Linked DNA regions of Mus musculus: region 1 is linked to region 2. A link is a contact called in ENCODE Hi-C or POLR2A ChIA-PET data. All regions are on one chromosome and are shown on one strand. The core of a region is the stretch at or near the end of the contact, and the rest is flanking DNA. Distances in the headings are between cores, read along the strand shown.

Region 1 (2,952 bases), core at 356-2,855, 570 kb after region 2:
TGAGACATCACTGAGGCCCAGACAGCTCAGTGATCAAGAGCTCTGCCAGAGGTCCCAAGTTCAACTCCCAGCAACCACATGGTAGCTCACAACCATCTTTAATGGGATCCGATGTCCTCTTCTGATGTGTCTAAAGACAGCTACAGTGTACTCATATACATAAATAAATCTTTAAAACAAAAACCTGTGTTAAAACCCCTCATAAGCATGGAGAGGGTACTCAACCATCACCCAGTGTTATAGGGGTCTCAAATCAGAGCAGGTGGTCAGGGGAGACTTCTGAGAACCCACGCCTAGACCTTGATCTCAGAAAGAGGAAAAAAAAATACACTAAAGAGCAACCAACACACTAAAGAGCAACCAAGACAGGGGCCGGGGCCAGGGCCAGAGCTGGGGCCAGGATTGGGGGCGGGGGGGGGGGGGTGGTCATCACTGCAAACCGAAAGCATTCATCAGAGCCCTTTCTCCCACTGGAATGCTGGGATACTAAGACCGGTCGTTCTTTCAACAGGAAAGAAAAGCGTAGGCCAACTCTTGCTGGCTCGCTCTGCTCCTTCGGCACAGTTTACTGAAGCGTGTGAGGCTCTGCCTAACATTTAGGATATTTTGATTTAAAATGCAAACAGCAACACTGATAAAGATCGTGGCGCCAAAGCGGGCCCTCGAAGGAAAGGGCACACTAACTCCCCTCCTTCTAACCCTGGATCTCACAGCTACCTAAGCTGACGGCTTGAAATTAACTCATTCAGTTAATAATTCAAAGCCATGGGCTGGACAAGTTTTAACGCCTCAATGTTGGTTTATAATTAACCCAGACCGTGGTGTTCTTAGGTGTTTGATTTTTAATTAGTCTATTGATTAATCAGTCTGGTTAACAATTATTTATTTCTGGGGCCCTTTACTGTCTTCTATTCTTGTTAAGGGAGGGTGAGGGTTACCCTGGCTCCTTTCTCCTCTGAACCCCTCCAGATCACAGTCCCATCATTCTCTAGGGACACTGTAGATACAGTATTGAGACCAGAAAGGAAGCCTGCCCAGCCTGACACAAATGAAGGTACCCCCCCTTTTGTTCATCTGTTATCCTTGGTATCAGATTCTGCTCGCAGGAGCACATGAAATGAAGGAACTCACAGAATGGCACCCTACCCAGGCACAGGCTGGGCCCTCTCATCCCTTCCTTCCCAGTTCAGAGCTAATTGACATCTTGTGTGAGCATTGCATCATGTCCCTTTGCAAAGCCAGAAGCAACTGAGAAGGTGCTACACGCCCCTGCCCCCCCCCCATCTCTCGGGGGACTAACCCAAAACAAATTACTCAGTAATGGGAGGGCCCCTCTCTCTGGCAGAGGCCCACATGTCTGTCTGTTCAGCAGTTTCTTGCCTGCTCTATTTGTAGGGGTTGCAGGGGATCAGAGAGGTCACCACCTCTCTCAGGGTTACAGTGCTCTGTAGCACACAGCTGCTCAGAACCCACACTCCTCCCCGTGACAGAGGAGGAAGCACAGTTAACAACAAGGCTGGTGACTGATGCCCGTTGACGTTCTGGGGTGTCCTCCCTCGACGATCACAAAAAATTAACCCAAGACACCAGCACCAACACCAACAGTCCACCAGGGGATCGAAGCAGGTCCTACCTAGGACAAGTTTTCTCAGCATTCAGCACTATGTCACCAAATGACCAGGAGGCAGCCCAAGATGGAAATCCTTGGTAGAGATTTCCTTTGGAAAATTCCACTGTATATCCATGAAAGACCGATCTTAGAATTCTTATGGAAAAAAAAATTATCTTTACAGATCCCATGCAAGGGTGTCATGGATAACCAGGGGTCCTGGACCACAAAGCAACTCCTCTGGAAGATTCATGTATAGGACAACTCTGGGCTGCAGGAGCCCCTAGGACCTGGGTGAGCTGCTTTAACTTCTTCCTCTCTAAACTCAGCTAAAGACCCGGAACCCTACAGAACCCAGTGTGGATGCCCATCATTGGATGATTGCATCTGCTGCTGGCACCAATCACAGAGCTGCCCAGGCCTACAGGGTACCACACAGTTGGCGGAAGTGCAGGGACCCATGTGCCCAGGCCATGCCACAGACAACCGCAACTGCATCCTTCAATGAAGCTCCAGGTAAAAGCAACTGGGCGTGAGAGGGATGGCAATGTGTGTGCAAGGCTTCTCCCTGGTGCCTTTCAGGTTGGGATTTAGCATCTTCGGGCAGCTACCCACAGGTCCCTTTAACAAGCCTCGGGGGGGGGGGGGGGGACTGGGAGCCACACTGTTCCTAGCCTACAGGAATAGCCTCAGGGCAGCAGCAGGAAGGGCTGTTCCCGTTCAGGAAGCTGTGTCCTTTCTGAAGACCTAGAACCCTGGCCAGGATGGGAGCCTCAGAGTCCACTTGAAATACCCTGGGAAAACACCCCTCCCCAAACTACATCTGTACTCCTCCTCCATCCAACACAGCCTTCGAGTAATCCCCACCACCTGCCGGTTTCTCATTTTCTCTCTTGCAACAACTTAAAATTTAAAAGAAAAAAAAATTTAATCACAATTCAGGAAAACACACCCACGCATCTTGCTCACTAAGCGTGAAAGCCACCACTCCCTCGCTCAACTCAGCCCCTGCTCCACTTCAGAGAGTGGAGGAGAGAGAAATGTCATTTGACACCACAAACGCTGCCTCCTTCTCAACCTGGAGGCCCCACCTGCCGGCATGTTTGCAAGGCTAATTCCAATCTCACTATTTGAATACACTTGCAAGCTGGGAAAACAAGCCAATAGTTCAGAGGATCCAAGGCAAACTCCGTCTGACAGCCCTAGCCCCGACGGCTGCCAAGACTGATTGACTGGCTGGTTATATTTAGAGGTGGAGGAGGAGGGGACATCAAACAGTGTAGGGCCTCCCGAACTCAAGAATGCTGTGTTGAGAACGACAGACTAGCAAATAAACAGCCGAC
Region 2 (2,840 bases), core at 235-2,734:
GCCTCTCCCCCACTCTCACTGTCCTTGATTTCTCCAGCCAGTCTTAATATTTAATGGTTTCATTTTAAGCAGCCCCACATCCTTGGACTGTTGTAAATAAATGATAACATCCAGGGGCAGCAATGACTCAGTGACTCATCTGGTTAAGGTGCTCCTCCCAAGCCTGACGTTTCATCTCGGGGGCTCACATGGCATGAGTGGTGAACTGCACCTTATTTTCTGACTTTCACACATGGGCCATGGCATGACCCACCACCCCAAGACACAATATGCATAACATAAAAATTAAAAACTAAAAATTACAGTATAAAGAATCACCCTTAGAACCTGTGGGGATCCGACTTAGCATATTTATTAGTGATAGGGTCGACACAGCTCTGGCTGGCCTTGAACCCTGAAATTCCGCTTCCCAAAAACTTCAAGAGGCATTTACCACTACGCCTGGCTGTCTCTATCCAATCATGAAAGGCTCTGGTTTTAGCTGGGAGGTAGTGACTTTGATCCCAGCACTCAGAAGGCAGGAACTCCAGGACAGCCAGGGGTACACAGAGAAATCGTGTCTCAAACAAAACAACCCCAAAACAAAAACAACACCAAGAAAACGTTTTGTTTTTCAATATTTTTAATAGAAAGGGTTTCCCTGAATGTCCCGGGCTAACCTTTCCCCCCGCCTCCCCTTTGGTTTTTCGAGACAGGGCTTCTCTGTATAGCCCTGGCTGTCCTGGAACTCACTCAGTAGACCAGGCTGGCCTCGAACTCTGAAATCCGCCTGCCTCTGCCTCCCGAGCGCTGGGATTAAAGGCATGCGCCACCACTGCCTGGCTCCGGGATAACCTTTACTAGAACTGTGTATAACAGGGTAGGCTGGACCCTCCTTGCCTCAGCTTCCGGAGTGATAGGATTTCAGGCACACAAGCTTAAGTCCAGATTGGTTTGCTTTTATTATAATTCGAGTTCATTAACAACACTACAAGGCCGTATGATTTCACACGTAAGGCTCTTCTATTCCCGTTATTACAAAACAAAGAAGCAAAATTGTGGTATCCAATGCAAGAATCCTTTTGCAGATAATCTTGGCAAAATAAACAAATAAATAAATAATCTCCCTAGACCAGCACAGAACCGGGATCTCGGCTCTGCAGTTAAACTGTTTTATCACTCTTCCTTTTTCATCCTTAGAAAGGAGGAAGAGGAAAACTCAAGGCACAGTTTTCATTTAGATAGATATGGAGGATCCGTCTAGACACTTTAACTAAGATGCAGCCCACCGCAGGTTCCCAGAGGCAGAAGCCACACTGCTCCGCTTCGGCTTTTAAATGAAATCACCTGCAACTCCCGCCGGCGGCACCGAAGTGCAGAAGATGCCCAGGTTTCCGGAGCAACAGCTCAGCGTCATCTATCTCCGCCCCGCGGCGCCTTTCCCGCCAAAGGCCGTTACCACCGCGGAGCATGGTGGGACACGCTTGCAAGATAGGTTTCACCCAATCTTTTTAGAGCGCCGAGCTGCTTTCAGAGAGGGTCTACCCCCGAGGTGGCCGACGATTCTGGACTCAGTGGGGATTAATAATAACCGCTTTAACCAGAGCATGTGATTTTTACTAAACGCCTGGACGTTCCAGCAGCCAGTCAACCCGCCAGGACGCGAGGGACTTTTTCCCCTCCGTGCGGAGGGTGACGTCGCGCGTGCGCGAGCGTGCTTCTCAGCACCCGTTAGAGGCGTGCGCCTGCGCACTGGGAGGGACGAGCCGCTTCCTCCGGCTTCTCTTCCTCCCCCTCCCCCCCGGTATCAGTGCGCCGAGCTGATAAAGGCGCCATTTTGGAGCGGCCGCGGGAGACGTGGTGCCGCTGAGGGCTCGCTCTGCCGTACGCTAGGCTTGGTAGGAAGGCCTCTTTTTTTTTTTTTCCTTCCCCCCCCCCGAGTCCGCGCTTTTCGTCGTCGCCGCCGCCGCCATGTCGGGAGGTGGTGTGATCCGTGGCCCGGCGGGGAACAACGACTGCCGCATCTACGTGGGTAACCTACCTCCGGATATCCGAACCAAGGACATCGAGGACGTGTTTTACAAATACGGCGCCATCCGCGACATCGACCTGAAGAACCGCCGCGGGGGACCGCCCTTCGCCTTCGTTGAGTTCGAGGACCCGCGGTGAGGCAGCGTGGGGCGTGCGCGGCCTTGAGGAGATAGCGTGGAGGAGTTGGGGAAGGCTCGGAGGCCTTGGAACATAATGGGGGGAGAGGAGGGGCTCCGAGGCGCTATCGCCCCTGCAGGAGTCGAGTCAGGAGAGCCGAGAGGCGGCGCGTTGTCTCCGGTGGCCGGCCGCCTCGGACGTCCCCCCTACCCCCCGAGCCCATGCGCAGCCCCCGGAGCGGGAAACCGAGGCGCTGAGGGCCGGCGAGGTGGTCGGGAGCCTCTGCCCGGCGTGGTGCTGGGTGGGGGAAGGGCCGGCCCTATTATGCGGCGCATGTGGGGCTCCGTGTGGCCCCGTGGGTGCGCATGTGCGCTGTGGCCGCGGCTTTTCACCCCCGGAGCGGGCGAACGAGCTGGGTCCGGCGGCTCCCTCCCCTCATCACCCCCCCCTTTCGCTTTCTGTGATCACACGCAGAGACGCGGAAGATGCGGTGTACGGTCGCGACGGCTACGACTACGACGGCTACCGGCTGCGGGTAGAGTTTCCCCGAAGCGGCCGCGGGACCGGCCGAGGCGGCGGCGGGGGTGGAGGCGGCGGCGCCCCGAGAGGCCGCTATGGCCCGCCGTCCAGGCGGTCCGAGAACAGAGTGGTTGTCTCTGGTGAGTTGACTTCGTGCGGGTTAAAATCTTTTTCCCGCATGACTGCTTTGAGTA

Evidence for each region. Hi-C counts contacts between places; a loop is a spot of excess contacts on that map. ChIA-PET counts read pairs that join two places held with the same protein, here RNA polymerase II (POLR2A).
Region 1: a loop to region 2 is called in a map of T-helper 2 cell, with 2.9 times the contacts of the local background. The contact joins the promoter of 0610039H22Rik here to the promoter of Srsf1 in region 2. A Hi-C loop is called at or near these places in 1 of 37 maps with a recorded cell type or tissue (T-helper 2 cell). POLR2A ChIA-PET finds 5 or more read pairs at or near these places in 1 of 5 experiments (embryonic stem cell).

The regions. Positions count from the first base shown.
Region 1 is chr11:88,617,646-88,620,597 of GRCm38, forward strand. It overlaps 0610039H22Rik (RIKEN cDNA 0610039H22 gene), which reads left to right and starts at 1,606. Exons shown (of 3, transcript NR_131025.1): 1 at 1,606-2,125. All of the region lies in intron 5 of Msi2 (musashi RNA-binding protein 2), which reads right to left.
Region 2 is chr11:88,045,889-88,048,728 of GRCm38, forward strand. It overlaps Srsf1 (serine and arginine-rich splicing factor 1), which reads left to right and starts at 1,485. Exons shown (of 4, transcript NM_173374.4): 1 at 1,485-2,144; 2 at 2,602-2,786. The coding sequence starts at 1,951.